Regions from separate parts of the Homo sapiens genome. Here region 2 is linked to region 1. Evidence: read pairs that join two places in POLR2A ChIA-PET (ENCODE). Cell type or tissue: A673. All regions are shown on one strand.

Region 1 (2,500 bases):
TCTATGCAATAAGGATTTATCAGGCACCCACTCTATGCCAGGCACTGTGGAAGGAATCAGGGGTCACCAAGGTAAACAAGTTTGTGGAGCTGACAGTCCAGTTGTGGGGGAGGCACAGGGAAAAAAACACAAAAACAGCAGAAAAAGCGCCCCATGTCAGGGACAGAGAGGACAGCAAAGGTGATCAAGGCCCTGTCTCTACCTGCCAGGAAGTGCACAAGGTAAGACAAGCCGGTCCCCAGGCTGGCTGTTGTCCCTTGATGTCCTCATTGCCCGGGGCACTGTGGAGGCTGCCACTCCACCAGGACATGGAGGAATGAATCCAGTCCCATGGGCTGACTGGCCCAGAGTTCAAGAGGATGCACGGGAACCAATCACAGTGTGAATGCAAATGAGAACCAGGCACCCCCTACCCACAAGGGGAACTGATCTGGGCCTCCTGTCTATGTGGTCAGGAAAACCTTTTCCAAGAGGCCAACGGAAACTATCTGTAGCTTGTGATGATCTAAAATGCCTCGTCAGGGATTGCTTAATGAGTTTATTTAACAGACAGCTGGGGCAGAGGGGTTGTCCAGGTGGGCTGTGTGTATTTCCTTCCTCTGAGGACTGAGCAGGGCAAGGACTCCATCCTGCATCGGTCTATGGGGGATGCAGGTCATCAGACCCCCATGACTCCATGTGTGGGATGCCTGTGCCTGGTCCCATATGGAGTCTGGTTTCCATCTCCTTCAGAAAAGGAATGTGAAGGTGGCAGCCTGGCTGGGACTGGGGAATGGAGAATGGAGTGGGAAAGCCACGTGGGAGAGCAACCAGCTTTCCTGCCAGTGTCACAGGGCAGAGTGAGCATCTAGGGTGGGAGTCATGGCACTGGGAATTGAGGGACTTGGTTCTGTCTCAGATGTCCCCTAATTAGTTGCATGTGGTCATTGTTTGCAAAAATAGTCACATGTATTCCCCTCCCTGTATCTATGCTCTCTGCAACATGACTATACAGCTAGCACCTCTCTGATGGCTGGTCGTGTGACCTTCTTTGGCTAATGGAATGTGGGGGAAAACACAGTGTGTCAATTATAATCCTAAGTCTCAAGGAGTTTTGCACACTTCTCCCCACTTCTTCTCTCTCTCTGCCTCACTCTCTCAAAACCTGCCACTGCCTCATGAAGAAGCCCAAATTAGCCTGCTGGAGCATGAGAGGCAAGTGGGTCAGTACTCCATCATCCCAGATGACAGCCAACTTACCCCCAGAAGCAGAACCACCACCCTACCTGCAGCCAACTTCAGACGCAAGAGAAGACCAGATGAGCCACCTAGCTGAGCCCAACCTAAATGGCTGACACACACACAGAATCATGAGCTAAACAAATGGTGGTTGTTTCGGGCCCTAAATTTGGGGTTAGTTTATTACACAGCAATAGCTAACTGATAGGATAGGTAATCATAATGACAGCTACCATTTGCTGAAGGCCTATTGGACACCAGGCCCAGCACTAAGCACTTGACATACATTGCATGAGTCCCCTGACTCATTTAATCCTCACAATAGCCCTGAGAGTTGGTATTTGGATGCACACTTTATAGATAAGAAAACAGAGGCTCAGAGGAGACATGAGTCTGGTCTAAGGTTGCTGAACAGTAAGAGACAGAGATCAGATGAGAACCTAAAATCTGTCTTCATGGGCTCGGTGTCTGAATCTCCCTTCCAGAGGAGCCTTAATGTCAGAGAGAATCAGCATCACTTGAGAGACTGTAATGTATTCTGCACACGGGAGCTGACATCATTAAGAATGTTCTCAGCCTTCCGTCCCCAAGAATTATGCCCTGTCTCACCCTGTTCTTCTCTCACCCCCAGTCAATGCCTCTAATTCCCTTGGGCTTCTGGAGGGAAAGACAAAAGACACAGATGAAGGGATAATTTATTTCTTTTTGATCCCACCTGCTATTTAATCAGTAAATATTTACAGAGGGCCTGCTATGTGCTAATTTCAGAGTGTTCTGTCTTTCATGACACATTTTCTGGGTCCCTATGGTGTGTTCTCACTCAGCCCATGTAGCACCAACACAAGGGTCATTGGGATTATCCCCACTTTACAGCCGAAAAAACTCTGAGGTTCCAGAGAGGTGAAGTGGCCACCTTGAGGTCACTTAACTATAAGTGACCAAAACAAGATTCAACTCTAGGTTTGGCTGAATTCAGACAGGGTCTCTTCTTGCTCTATCACCACAGCTGTGGCTTTTTTAAAAAAGGGATTTTGAAACTTCCCCTGGGCTCTGTGTCTGGCAGGTAGGGGGCTGGAATGTGGAGAGGAGAAAGGCTAGTGGGGCTGTTGGAAAATGTCCTCTGACTCTCAGAGCTGGCTGGCTCCTGGGCTGGGCATGGTGCTCAGGCTCAAGCTCTGGGTAATGCTGTGAGCTGGCCAAGGAGGTCGCATGTCCTGGAGGGAGGAGAAATAGCCACAGGCTCCAGCCTGCTTCGCTTGTGTCCGCAGCTGACAGCCACAGC
Region 2 (2,500 bases), 460 kb before region 1:
TCCTCCAAAATAGAAGGAAATAATAAAATCAGAACAAAAACTAGCAAAATAGAAAGAATTATGTTGTGGAAAATCAACAAAATCAAAAGTCGATTTTTAAAAAAAGATTAACAAAATTGATAAAGCTCTACTAAGACTGATCAAGTACAAAGAGAAAACACAACAGTATCAGGAATGAAAAGAGATGTATTACAATAGATTCTACAGGTGTTAAATGGATGTGAATGCACAGCTTTATTTCAATAAATTTAACAATTAGTTGGAATGAACATATCCCTTGAAAAACACTGTTTATGAAACTGATATACACACAGAAAAACATGCATAATCCTATGGCTATGAAAGAAAATTCATCCATAATTTAAAACGTTCACATTCACACACACACACACACACACACACACACACACACACACACACACACCAATCCACCCACCCATACCCTTGCCCAGATGGCTTCTTTGAGGAATTCCTCTAAAACCTTTCAGGGAAGAAATAACGCTGATCTTGCATAAAAGTTCTCGAAGAACAGAAAAAGAGAGAATGGTTTCCACCTCATTTTATAAGGCCAGCATAACCTTGATACCATAACCTGACTTAGATATTATAAGTGTTGAGCAAAACAAATCAGACACAGAAGAGTAAATACTGTTTGATTCCATTAATATGAAATTCAAGAGCAGACACCACAATTGTAATCAGCATAATGGTTATTCTTAGAGGGATGAGATACTGACTGGGAAATAGCATGAGGGAATCTTTTGGAATGCTGGAATGTTCTATATCTTTATCTGGATACTAATTGTAAGAGTATGTACATATGTATAAATTCATTGAGCTGTACACAAGATTTGTGCACTTTATGTTATATAAGACAAAATACTATAAACTCTGCCATAACACATGGCTATTCTCATCATCACATAATTTATCTTCTATCTTAATTGAATCCAATGTGCATTTCACTTGCTAACATTTTATTTTGACTGCATTTGATAAATGCCAACTTCTGATGGCAGCTGGCTTGAACAGCAGGGAGCATATGCCCTAGGCACCCCCATCCCTACAACTTTGGGAATAAAGGAATTAGCCTAACCTGGAGTTGACTATGATAGAGTATCTAGTTTTCCCACTCTGTCTCGCTTGCTCACTTAAAACAGCATTATTTTCTTTATAGGCCCGGTGGTTCTGGGAAGCGTACTTCCAGTCAATTAAAGCCATTGCCCTGGCCACCCTGCAGATTATCAATGACCGGATCTATCCATATGCTGCCATCTCCTATGAAGAATGGAATGACCCTCCTGCTGTGGTAAGTGAATTCCAGTGCTAGCCACATGAGGCATGGTCCAGCTGTCAGGGTGGGTGGAAGGAAAAATGTACTACAATTGTAAAGGTTATTTAAATTCTAGCTTTCTAAGATGAGAGTGTGCTTTTTATACTTGGGGCCTGATAAGGGCAGCATAATTTTGAAACACTGACAAAAGTAAAAAATACGGAAGCAGCAGCTTCCAGTGTGTTTTAAGTGCTTAGAAAGACTGTCTATTTATTGCAGAGATAAGTAAGGAGGCATGGGTCTTGTTGGAAATCAAAGACATCCCGGTGACTTTTGCAATTGTAATGCTTAGAGCTTTTGAAAAACTTCTGTAAGCAACGTAATAATAATAGCTTGTATTTTGAGTGCTTACTCTGCCAGGGACTGTGCTAAGTGCTTTACGTGTATTACCTCAATTAATATTTCCAACACTCTGTGAGGAAAATAATAAGCAGAAGTGATCTAGAGGCATTACGGATTGCTATAGTCATTTGCTCAAGATTGTGGCAGAGGCTTCTAGCTACTTCCAGCAAAGAGATGGAGCAGTCAGAAGCTGCTCTTGGGCCTTCCTCCTTGTGTGAAGGAATCACAAGGCACATGTGTCCTTGTAGAAACTGTGGCAGTGGCTTCTAGGCACAGCTTCTTTCTCACTGAAAATGCCTGAAGTTTTGGAGCTGGAAATTACTACTTCCTAGCTGCTCTGAAGTGAACCTGGCTGTCCAGCTCACAGACGTCAAGGCATTCCTGTAAGAGAACTAGACTGTTCTCCATTCTTCATTCTAATTGTCTCTCTCTTTCTGACCTCTCAGCCCTCCTTGTCTCCTGATTCTACCTTTTCTTTTTTTTTTTTTTTTTGAGATGGAGTTTCGCTCTTGTTGCCCAGGCTTGAGTGCAGTGGCGCAATCTTGGCTCACTGCAACCTCCGCCTCCCAGGTTCAAGTGATTCTCCTGCCTCAGCCTCCCCAGTAGCTGGGATTACAGGCATCCGCCACCAAGCCCAGCTAATTTTTTTATTTTTAGTAGAGACAGGGTTGGCCAGGCTGGTCTCGAACGCCTGACCTCAGGTGATCCACCTGCCTTGTCCTCCCAAAGTGCTGGGATTACAGGCATGAGCCATTGTGCCAGGCCCCGATTCTACCTTTTCTAAATAGTGCTGTATATGGCTACCTGGTTAATCTTCATATAGGA

What was found. Peaks named below come from ENCODE experiments on the same cell type or tissue, not always from the same donor. Only the 100,000 strongest peaks of a DNase experiment are listed, where the experiment ranks them.
Region 2: POLR2A ChIA-PET joins it to region 1 with 7 read pairs; 2 of 35 experiments call an interaction of 5 or more read pairs at or near these places.

What each region holds. Positions count from the first base shown.
Region 1 is chr11:44,625,589-44,628,088 of GRCh38, forward strand. No RefSeq gene overlaps it. Among named protein-coding and RNA genes, the nearest start is that of CD82-AS1, 22 kb to the left of the region's middle. In A673, no CTCF peak of the experiment used is centred here; no DNase peak of the experiment used is centred here.
Region 2 is chr11:44,170,434-44,172,933 of GRCh38, forward strand. EXT2 (exostosin glycosyltransferase 2) reads left to right here. Exons shown (of 14, transcript NM_207122.2): 8 at 1,178-1,309. Among named protein-coding and RNA genes, the nearest start is that of EXT2, 76 kb to the left of the region's middle. In A673, no CTCF peak of the experiment used is centred here; a DNase peak (open chromatin) is centred at 1,298; H3K27ac peaks cover 936 bases.